3 separate regions of the Mus musculus genome follow, and regions 1 and 3 are each linked to region 2. The links are chromatin loops, found by intact Hi-C in ENCODE. Cell type or tissue: left cerebral cortex. All regions are shown on one strand. Region 1 overlaps Lrrc4c (leucine rich repeat containing 4C). Region 2 overlaps Lrrc4c (leucine rich repeat containing 4C). Region 3 overlaps Lrrc4c (leucine rich repeat containing 4C).

The links. Hi-C counts contacts between places; a loop is a spot of excess contacts. Peaks named below come from ENCODE experiments on the same cell type or tissue, not always from the same donor. Only the 100,000 strongest peaks of a DNase experiment are listed, where the experiment ranks them.
Region 1: it touches region 2 in a loop (4-fold over the local background); 2 of 42 quality-filtered maps call a loop at or near these places.
Region 3: a loop joins it to region 2, with 2.1 times the contacts of the local background. A loop is called at or near these places in 2 of 42 quality-filtered maps.

What each region holds. Positions count from the first base shown.
Region 1 is chr2:96,712,301-96,716,300 of GRCm38, forward strand. The region is part of intron 2 of Lrrc4c (leucine rich repeat containing 4C); the gene reads left to right. Among named protein-coding and RNA genes, the nearest start is that of Lrrc4c, 400 kb to the left of the region's middle. In left cerebral cortex, no CTCF peak of the experiment used is centred here; DNase peaks (open chromatin) are centred at 2,263 and 2,495; H3K27ac peaks cover 2,661 bases.
Region 2 is chr2:96,942,592-96,946,591 of GRCm38, forward strand. The region is part of intron 3 of Lrrc4c (leucine rich repeat containing 4C); the gene reads left to right. Among named protein-coding and RNA genes, the nearest start is that of Gm22313, 290 kb to the right of the region's middle. In left cerebral cortex, no CTCF peak of the experiment used is centred here; a DNase peak (open chromatin) is centred at 2,034.
Region 3 is chr2:96,726,273-96,730,272 of GRCm38, forward strand. The region is part of intron 2 of Lrrc4c (leucine rich repeat containing 4C); the gene reads left to right. Among named protein-coding and RNA genes, the nearest start is that of Lrrc4c, 410 kb to the left of the region's middle. In left cerebral cortex, no CTCF peak of the experiment used is centred here; a DNase peak (open chromatin) is centred at 1,946.

The DNA.
Region 1 (4,000 bases), 230 kb before region 2:
CCTATCTCATTGTACTAACATTTATTTTTAAATAGAGTCAGCCTCATTACTATGCATTGAAGTTGTTGGTGGGCGTGGCAATTCCATGATCAGCTTTTTATGGAAAATTTCATTTTCAAAGTGATTGCAATGTTTTACTTTCTTACGAATACTTCCTATTGATAATTGATTGGTTGATTTATTTATGTTATCGTGGATATGAAGATGAATTATATCAAAGATCCTATTTATTCACTGGGCAATTCCTATATTCTCAGACAAACTGATATTCACATTTTTTCAGAAGTTTTACTTCTGTTATTCCTTAGTTATTGTTGAGCTATTAATGTTCTTTGCATATTCTGAATATAAGACCAACATTATCTGATTTGAGGATGTTTTTTTTGTCCATTGTGCATATTGCCTCTTCACTTTCTTGGTGATTATTTTTTTAAATGCTTTTAATTTTGGTTAAGTGCTTTTCAATTTTTTATATGCACACACACACTAGTGTGTGTGTGTGTGTGTGTGTGTGTGTGTGTGTGCGTGCGTGCAAGTGCACGCGCATATTTGTGTATGCATGTATATGCATGCATGCACCAAGCCCATGTGTTTCAAGAAGCTATAGAATACCCTGATGGGGTCATTTCTTTCCTTCTGCCACGTAAGCTCTCAGACTCAAGTCAGGTCATTAGATTTAGCAGCAAGGACTGTAACCTGCTGAGCCATCTGAGCAGCTCTCAAATCTTACTTTTAAATTTGTTTCTCTGCTTGCTTTTGCTTTTAGTATTATACACAAAGAAACACTACCTAATTCACAATCACTATGATTTATACTCCCTGTAGTATCTTCCAAATGAAAACTATTTATTAAGATGTTTTATTTTGTTTGCTTTTATAGCCAGAAACTGTCACCCTGTAAGACTACTACACTTCTTCTAGAGTTCATTAGTAAAGATAAGTAAATGACTTTGTGTCTAGAGCCACTTTTCATGATGAAAATGTTTCAAGTTCTTCATTTCATAATCGGTACTGATCACAGTGGCTTCCAACACAGGGCAGCAGCACACTGGGGTACAGGTGTGGATTGCTTGGCTAGAATCACTCCAGGGGCAGTGTCCATTCACTAATATACCAAGGTACACCTTGGTATACACATACAATTTAAATCTTAGTTAAAACAAAATAATATATGGTAATAACCCTGGGATATACAGAATTGCTATGAAACTGAATGCTCTAAAACATAGGTACTCTATTTACTCTCTTTCATACTGCCATTGGGGAAAAAAAACAGCATTTTTTTATTGCATTTGTTTTTTATTTCTGTGTGTGGGTATTTTTGTACTCCATGCACACTTGGTATCCGTGGAGGTCAGAAAACAGTGTAAGTTTGTCTGTAGTTGCAGTTATGGGTTGTGAGCTATGATAAAGGTGATGGGCATTGAATCCAGTTCCTCTGAAGGAGAAGACAGTGGGCTCTTACCCATGGAACCATCTCTCTATCCCTTGAAATCACATCATAACAATGACATCTTTAATCCTCTGTTCAACCCAAGTCATATGCCATTATCAGTAGAGCTGTTGACTTGGAACATGGTCTCCACAGAGTATTGTATTTCACTTTCACCCCAGGTCTCAAGAATTAGAGTCATGAAGGATAATGTATGGTCCTTCTACTTATTAGCTGTGATTTTTAAGTTACATAGTCCCACCAAGTCTCTTTTCCTATGTAAAAATGCAGGCAATGATACTTACCTGTTTGTCAGTGAAGCCAGGAGGTAAACCACAATGAAGAGCAGGTATCCCAGCACATAGAACATAATGTTAACTAGGGTACTGGCATAAAGATAATAGAGAATTAATAATTTTAGAATTATAAGCACAAATCAACCATTGATATTTTTTTCCAAGGAAAGAGGCTAACACAGCATGGCTAGTTTATGTATCTTTTTTTTTTTTAAAGTAGATATGATGTGTCTGCCCTTTATTCATCCAACTGAGTGCCTTTCTGGTCTTTCCTCTTTAGAGTGAAAACCAAAAGCCACCAGCAGTTCCCTAATCCTGTGTCTATTTCTTCCTTTATTTCTTCAGTCTAAGGAGCAATGGCTACTACTTGAGATGAGAACTGTGGATTCAGAGTCTACTTGAAATGTACCATCTGGTTGGTTACGTTTCTCTCTGGGGTAAAAGACACCCACAGGGTGCTCTTTGAGTCACCCTTTCAAAGGCACACTGCCCACTGAGTGAGGAAAATATTTCCAGACGGAAGTCACCACCCTCAGCAGGTGGAGTCTCTCTTTTAGCGAGAGAAGGCTAATCTAGGCTGGATGGAAAGTTTTCAGGCCCTTCACTCCACTAGAATGTCTGATTGTTCCCACCAGAATCAGGTGAACTTCGCACCAGCCTTCTCTCATCTCCTCAACTCTGAGCGAGCACACATCTTTACTTGAAGTCAGCGGGAGCGCCCGGAGAAAGAGGAACATTTGGAAGTGGCAGATGAAAGGCTCCAGCATCAACTCATCCTTCTGTCTCCATGGTCTGGATGACTCTTCCTATTCAGTAGCAAATGCTGAGAAGTAATTATCTTTCCACTAGCTTGCTTTAAAATGCCAGGAGGTTATAAATATTCCCCTAGGAGTGAAACAGCTTGGAGATATAAAACAGGAAGTGAACGGAAAGGGTGGGTGAATGTCTTGTGATGCCAACCTCGAATTACAGGACACAAGCTTTTTATTTAACCAGTGAAGGTGTCTTGATTCCCTCTTCCAACTGAATGAAGTTGAAAGGAAAATTTACAAGATGTCTTAAAGTGCTAAACTATGTGAGTAACATAGGGGACCAACCTTTGTCACATGATAAGGGTAATGAGAATAAATAAAGTTGGTGTACAGTCCTGACCAATAAATAAGCAACAATGGGGAAAATATCAAATGAGCAATAATTTTCAAGAATTACTTCTTGAAATGTATGAAAGGATGTTTTAAGCAAAAGCTCTAGAGAAATAAATGTTAATGAGCTACAGAAAGGCTCAGTATTTGGAAGAAGAAGAAAGACAGGTCTCTAGCCTTGTGAATTACATAGTGCTGGTCAGAAAATACTGTATCATTTTCTGTCTAAACAGTGATAATGATATTGCAAGAAACTTGTGCTGATGTGTCCTCATCCCCATGGTACATAATGTAAAATTTACAGGTGAATAAATAAATATTTCCTTCTTTTCTTTCGGGCTATTGTATCAATGCATTCTATGTAAGTTTTTGTTCCAGTAATACTTATTTGTTAATCTCTTTTTCAAGGTTCTATGGCCAGTACCAGGACCTTTAGCAGTATTATGTATGTGTTTTACGTGGCTTATTTTTGAGTTCTCGCCGTTTTCATTTGAAGTTCTCTGACCCTGATGACAGTTAAAATATTGGTTTCCGCTGTGGCAACCTCAGGAAGTCCTAGATTGGTTCTAACCGAGAAGACATGACTATTGCTTACAAATATGGAGTTAAGGAAGAAGTCAAAACAAACAACAGACATTTGAGAAAGAATCTGCTGATTCAGTGTCATAGCATTTACCTCCATGACGAATCATGCACTACCAACCTTAAGGAAATCTTTGATGTATATATTTTATCACCAAAGAGTCCTACACTACTAAAGTCAATTGACCTCTTGATGAAGGTTCATCCATCTAGAGGAGATTTAATATCTTTTCCCTGGAATCCTGATTTCCCAGTGACAAACACACAAAGTGACATGGATTCTTCTTAACTCTTAATGAACTAACTGATCTTTTCATTTCTTTATTAAAATGCATATTGAATGCCTGTGTGATTTTTGCTTCATATCTTAGTCATAAACAAATATTTCAACACTATATTTTACTTTGTTCTTGTAGGCTTGTAATCCCAGCTATTTGCAAGGTTGATAAAGAAGGATCATGAATTCAATGGTTGTCTTGTGTTACAGTATGAATTCTAGGCTAGCCTTAATGACTTTCTCAGGTCCTATGTGGTGAGGTGGGATAGGA
Region 2 (4,000 bases):
CCTTAATTAGTATAAAGAATTGTTCCCCATTTCTTTTGATAACTTCTGCTTGAAAATCTATTTTATTAGATATTAGACTGGCTACTCCAGCTTGTTTATTTTGGGACCATTTGCTTAGAAAACTTTTTTCCAGCCTTTTCCTCTGAGGTAGTGTCTGTCTTTGTCACTGAGGTGGTTTTCCTTATTCAGCCTATTTCTGGGTCCAATATATGTATCCAGTCTGATAGCCTACGCATTTTTATTGGGGAATTGAGTCTACGGATGTTGAGAGATATTAAAGTTCAATGATTATTGATTCCTGTTATTTTTGTTGTTAGAGGTTGTATTCTGTTCGTGTGATTCTTTTTTTGGCTTATTATGAGATAATTCATTTTTTGTGTTTTCTTGAGTGTACTTACCTTCCTTGTGTTGGAGTTTTCCTGCTAGTATCCTCTATAGGGATGGGTTAGTAGAAAGATATTGTTTAAATTTAGTATGTCATGAAATATCTTGGTTTCTTCATCTATGGTGATTGAGTGTTTTTCTGGGTAAAATAGCTTGGACTGGCATTTGTGTTCTCTTAGATATTACATGAAGTCTCTCTAGTATGGTCTGGCTTTTAGAGTCTTTTTTTGAGAAGTCTGGTGTAATTCAGATAGGGTTGACTTTATAGGTTGGCCATTTCCCCTTAGTGCTATCAATATTCTTTATTTGTTCTGTGTATTTAGTGTTTTGATTATATGTGTTGGAAGGGATTTCTTTTCTGGTCCAATCTGTTGGGTGTTCTGCAGGCTTCTAAGTTTATGGGCATCTCTTTCTTCAGGTTCCAGAAGTTTGTTTGTTTGTTTGTTTTGTTTTGTTTTGTTTTCTGTGATTTTGTGAAGATGTTTTCTGGCCCTATCAGTTAGAGATCTTCACTCTCTCTTATTCCTATTATTCTTAGGTTTGGTCTTTTCATTGTGTCATGAATTTCCTGGATGTTTTGGGTTAGGAGCTCTTTGTACTTTGTATCTGTTTTGACTGTTGTGTCAATATCCAGCAGCAAGTATTTAGCATAGCAAAAGACCAAACCTCAACAGAACCATGAGTTCAGCATGTGGTCTCAGGCATTCCTGATGTGATCAGTTGTGGTAGCCATCCACAGCAGATACTACTTCAAGAGTAATATTTTAATCTTGAGTGAGAAAACTGAAATGTTAACTTCAATGCAGCTAATCTATTCCAATAATTCTTCTTTTATATGGACTGCTTTAGGTATGTCTTTGATCAATGCAATGTGGTACTAAATATTTATAGAAATATTCTCCTGTGTTAAGAGTTTTTATTCTTGGTGTATTATATCATCACTTCTTGTTTTGTCTTTTTAAATAAAATTCCCAATTGTGCACAAGGCACCTCACTGTCTTTATATCTGTTCTTTTCTCCTCCATTTCTTAATCTCTTTCTCTCTATTTGTTTGCTTTGTCCTATTCCCATGTGTTAGTTTTTTGTTTTATTTTATCTTATCTTTAAAATACTATCCCTTAGATGACTGCTTGTTTTCTAATGAGTGAAACAGCATAGATCTGGATGGGAGGGAAGATCAGGAGGGATTAGGAGTAAAGGGAATCCACTAATCATATATATTGTATGAATCAAAGTATTTTCAATAACAGAAAAATAAACAAAAGCACACACACACACACACACACACACACACACACACACACACATATATATGAAATCTGGAATATTCTCTCAAGATTCTCTACTGTTCAACTATTGATAAACTAAGGTAAAAAGGTAGTAACTTGAAAGTTTTGAGGATCACTTGGCTTATGGTTTATCCAACTTTAAATTAGACTGATTCAACTGCGTAATAAGGATAATGATGATACATGCTCAGGTAGAACGCAATGAAAGGATAAAGGGGATATTCCCTCTGCTTCTATAGGGTTCAAAGAATGCTTATTAGCCAAGCAAATTATGCACCACTTTACGTAGAATCATTAAACATGTAAAAACCAAGGGTGGTTATGAAACTATATCAATTAGGTGCTGCACATCTCAGGGAAGTAAGTAGTTTGAAGAAATCTGGGTCACTGGAAAAGCCAAATTTCTTGGAAGTATATTTTTAAACCAAAGCTTCAGAGATATTTTTATTCTACTGAAATATTTCATATTCTACAGAATATGTTTGCATTTTAATTCACAGTAAGAATGGACACAAAGTATATATAGATGATAATGATATTTATAAGCAAATGAGGTTGGGAGAAATTTTACCTTTTCAACAACTAGGAGGAAAACTGTAAGGAGGAGGATAGGAATGAGCTATATAAAATTAGTCTTTCGATTAATTGATTATATTTTAAACAATAGGATAAAATGGTGACAGTGTTTAATTGAATCAGAATTATTTGGTTGTTGGTAGGTTTCTGGTTTAGAATAGCAAGTGTCACCCTGATCAAAGTAGAGTTTTTATGTTTTAAGTTGGTTGTTGATGTTAGGCAAAGGCGCAACCCGTTATGTTTGGACAGAGATCATCAATTTTAATTTTTAGTGCTGTCACTTAATAGGGATAGGACATAATGGGCACACTTTTAACCTTTTAATACCTTAATTTCTTTATATAGAAAATAAGAATACACTGCCCTTATTTAGGATTACTTAAAAGTTAAGTATGGTACCACATGCAATATTTGATTCAACATCAATAGAGCCACTAAATATCTTTGGAACATTATGTACAAATCCTTGTAGTTTGCAAAGCTACAGAATCTTACATGGAAAATGTCATCTTCCATTTTATTAATCTCAAGATAGTAACTCCTTTTTAACCTACAGTCTTGAATTTTATTGAAGATAAAAGAAATACATATAGTCCACGTTTATGTAAAGATACAATTTTAGAGGTAATCAATATATAATTGACTTACAACTTTATTTAAAAACTGCTAGCTGGGCATGGTGGCACACGCCTTTAATCCCAGCACTTGGGAGGCAGGCAAATTTCTGAGTTTGAAGCCAGCCTGGTCTACAGAGTGAGTTTCAGGACAACCAGGGCTACATAGAGAAACCCTGTCTTGAAAAAAACAAAAAACAAAAACAAAAAACAAACAAACAAACTGCTATGATTTCTACAAAGTAGTATGGGCCTCATGTGGCAATAGTGTAACTATTTCTTAAGACATTCTGAAAATGTTAAAGGAAAAAGTGATATCCAGTGAGGCTTTCAATATTCTGTAACATTTAATAAGGGGGAAAGCATATTATGTAGAAGGCAAAATCCATATTGTTGCTGGTATCTTGTGTACAAACACTCTTATAACTTTTGTGCATGATTTGTTAACAGACCAGAAGGCAAACTGTAAGCAATTACTTATAATTATATAATATGTTAGTTGATGATAGTTATGAATATTTGCTTTCCTTTGTGCAAATGTAGTAATCCATTTCAGTTGAAGAATTCAGGAAGAGTTTCCTAGTCAACATTCCACATGACTTACTTCAAAAAAAGCGCATAACTTATATAAGTCGGTAATAGAAATAGTGTGTTTATTTTGAGACATATCATATTAAAGAATGCAGGGCATACATAAGCCAAAGACCATGGCATAATTTTACATAATTCATATACCATAGAGATATACTTTAAAAATATTAGAACTAACAAAGAGAAATTTTAATATGTTATAAAATGTGTCTTATTGTTTTCAGTGGTATGGATGCAATATTCAAAGACTGCCAATTTTTTTTTTCTGAAAAACCTCTGACACAGAGCTAGAGAATAATTTATTGTTGAAATAATTCTTTTTCTGATTTTCAGTAGAATAGCACATGAGATAATATTGTAGACACAAAAGAATACTTTCATGTTAGAAAGTACAAGCAAGAAAATTAAGGGTCATTTGAGAAGAAGTTAGAAAACCTAGCACGGTAGAAACTTACTACACACACACACACACACACACACACACACACACACACACACACAAAGATAATTTAAAAGTGATAGTCAAATAAGAGGAGAGACAGAGCC
Region 3 (4,000 bases), 220 kb before region 2:
ATGTTAATAGTTTATTTTGAAGAGCCAAATATAATTAATTTGATAAATTCTCAGCTAAAATGGACAAAAACTGCATTAAGCATAACTAATTTATCTTGAATTGAAGCTGTTAAATAATAGTTCTGTGCATTTTTATGTCTACTGTTACCCAAATATTACATGGTTAATGACATCTGTAATACCTACTGACAGAAAAGCACTAGATTTCTTTTGCACTTTTATGTATGTTCTGTGAAGAGGAATTGGGCTGTTTAGACCTTAAGGAACTGTCTTGGGAGAATATCAGAAATTGTCTAACAGATTCCATGATAAGTAGCCAATATGGCAAATTTAGTGACAACTTTTATTATATTCTGTTAGAACAATTGTCAAGAAAAGTACCCATACTTAATTTCAATTAAATGCTTCTCTCTTAGAACTTATGGGGAACTGTCTATTTGTAGCAACATATTTACGTCAATTGTGGATCATCCGTACAGCCAGATGGGCGTGAATTGCATGGTGCTGGGTGGACAGCCCCGCTGATATTACTGCTTTACAGCATACTTCTGGGTGCTTCTTCTTCTTCTTGACAGTTCAGGTGTTAAGGACCTCGACTAAGCACACAATTGATTTGTGCTCCTCCCTGAAAGGGTCTAGAATCAATCTGCAGTAGAAAACTTCAGCTTCAGTAGGAGAACTTGCAGATTTTGAGAGGTGCAGACAACTGCAGATCCCCCTAAAGTTATCACTGTGAATTTCAAATGGCTTTTTTTTTATTGCAGAGCCTCCTTGAATCCCTTCTCAATAAAGAATTTGACAACCCACCTAACCATTTTGTACAAAAAGGCATTTCCTTTTCTGCAATTAGATTTTTCTCTTCAACTGTTTCTTACAAGGTAGTGTTCTATTAGCAGATATTGTTCACACAAAGCAATAGGTTTCATTATGATATTTTTCGTATATGTACAAACCACACTGATCATATTTAGTGCAATGAATTTTATCCTCTTTGTCACTGTTACTCCTCTGGATGATTTGCCTACTCCTTGTCTCAAAAATGTTAAACTTCTACTTTTGAATCATATTTCAAACATCTATATTCCTTCATAGAAGAACTAGCCCCTCTGAGTTTAGCTTACTTTATTTAATATGACAATCTCTACCACCACCAATTCTCCTAACCATAGTATAAGAGTGTTCTTTATGGCTCACTAATACTGTATCATTTTATATATGCTACGGTTTCTTAACAAAAATGATGCTGAATGTTTCGGCAAACTCCAGTACTTAGAATTAACAGCACCACAATGGACATGAATGTTTAGATTGCCTGGCTTTGAGTCCTTTAATTATATGTCAGGAGTTATCACTGGATAATATGGTAGTTCCTCTACCTTTGAAGCTTTGATAAGCTTTATACTGGTTTCTACTGTAACTATAATTTATTATAGGCAACACTATAATGGCAGTAAAAGTGAGTACTGTTACCCATGCCTAAAGATGGTATGCAGTACACTTCCATAGCCAGAGCAGTGTGCTCTGACTACAGGAGAGCAAATGTGTACTGCTGTTAGTAGATCCTGGCTTCCTGGGGAGCTTGCTCTCCACATTGAAGTCCATACCATAAACCAATTGATATTTGAATCCTAACTTGTCATGAAATTAACTTTTCCTCCCATGCTTACTGTAACTAGTGACCACCCAGTAGACCATTCTTGAGTTCACAAAGATTCCCACTGATTTAATATTTATTTACTCCCTTCAAAGTGCTGATGTGGGGTCAACCGAGGTGTATATGCATGCTAGGCTTAAGTTCTGTTTCTGAGCTATATCCCCAGTATGACTCATGTACATAAAGATGGCTCTCTACTACTCTCAATTTGGGCAAGCTGTGTGGTATATAAAACACATGTTAGATACACAATATGTTAGGTGAATATATTTCTGAAGCTATTTATCCGCTGGGGCACTTGCAGTACAGAAATGAAGTGACACAGTCTCAGTTTGTGAGGCTGCAGACCAAAGGGAGGCATATTGGCTGTTTTATCAAACCCTCTAGGTGATAGCTTTTGTAGTAACTGTGGGCAATTGCTTTCCCATCTTTTTAACCCTGTGCAAACAGCTACTAATCATCTATAATAATCAGTCCTGGTAGAGAGTCTTTCTGCCTTAAAGAAACTCAGGGAGAATAATGAAATGATTTATCTAAAAAGATGCTTGGTATGAGCAATATCTTGGGAAAAGTTCTGGTATAGTAAATTATATCCATGCTTCTTAGGTTTTCTCTAGCAGGCCCAATTTAAGTGATGTAAGAAAAAGAGAAAAGGAACAAAGAGGCACAAGGTGTTCAAAGCTAGAAAAGATTTTAGTAATAAAAAAGCACTTTATGCTGGTTTGAACCTAGTAAGTGGTTTCAAATTTAAAAGGAGGTTTACAGTGTATAAAAATATATAACTCTGTGTGTGTGTGTGTGTGTGTGTGTGTGTGTGTGTGTGTGTGTGATAAACAGCTCCATAAAGGTATATACATGTGGACAAATATACTTCATTCTCTTATACTCGGATACCTGACTTTTTATACATATTCGCATGCCTAATTTATGGAAGGAATTTATCTTGTAATTATATGTGGCCCTAGAAAACAAAGGCTGCTGTTTGAAGGGCTTCCTCGAGGGACGGATGATTCAGCTATTCAATCCATGTCATCTCTGTGTTTGTGGTAGTGTTTTATGGCAAGAAAGGAGTTATGATTGTCACTTTAACATGTTCCATGACTTTTGCTCAGGAGATTTATACAATGTCAGGGAATCCTCCCCTCCCTGTATTTCTGCCTATGCCTTTGCTATGCTGAAAGAAAGCTGGTCCCGCAGGGTATCATTGATTGTTATGATACAGGCCTGAGCATGATCAAACATCACAGTTCAGGAGGCTTGTGGCTTTCTTTTGAAGCTGCTTGGAGTGAATGGCTCTCTTATTTTCTCCCTTAGTTTCAATATTTTAACTGAGGTCTCCTGAGGAATAACACATCATGCACAGGTCACCATGTAAACATAGCGAATTGAAAAATATAGAGAAAGTGGACCCCACTGTTTGTTTCACAACTCTGCCCTTTTTACTGATGCTTTTTGTATTTTGAATTGATACTCAACATTAATTTAAAAAATTAATTATGCATATATTACAATCATTATATTGCAACTTTAAAGAATTATGGATATGTAACTATAAAATCTTCATAAGAGGTTGCAGTTTGATGGTGCTGCTTATATTCAACTTTCTTTCCCTTGTAGTTCCAACTCGAATCAGTCTACAAACTCCCACCTCTCCTCACAGTCCTGTTAAACTTAGCCCTTCTTGGTACATATTGCATCCTTCTTTCTCAGCTTATCTGGGGATATTTGATCACCCCCATACATACAAATATTGTTTATTCATTTGCAATTTTCTTCTGCAAACATAGCCTGAGTGCTTACAAGGTACCATGTTATTCTGAATTACAATGGGACTTCCAGTGATTTTCTGATTCATTTTTTAATCATCTTAAACTCAGAGACCAATTCTGTCTTGTCTTCTGAGTCACAGGTACTGTCAATGTCCTAGAAACAGTAGATATCTAAGTATTAGTTACCATGATTTACTAGTGGATGCTATGGGATAGTCTTCCCATCTGTTTATAGGGGTAAATGAGACAATGCTCTTTGTGTTTCTGGAAGGTCATCTGGTTTACATCATTAACAAATACAGTTTCATTCAAAATTACCTTCTGTTTTGTTTTTCAATTAGAAACATTGTCATCATGGAACCATAGAAAGGGAGCTAAAACTATAACCTACATAAATTAAAGCCCTACAGTCATAGGACTTAACTCAGCAGTGGTTGAACAAGACGTTGTGCTTAATTGTTTTATTAGTTAGCCCAATGTTTGAAAAGGCATAGAAACTACAGGAGCATGAAAACTGCTTACTATGGCTATAGAGATTGTGAGCTTATGTTCAGCTGGAATGAGGGATGACCCAACT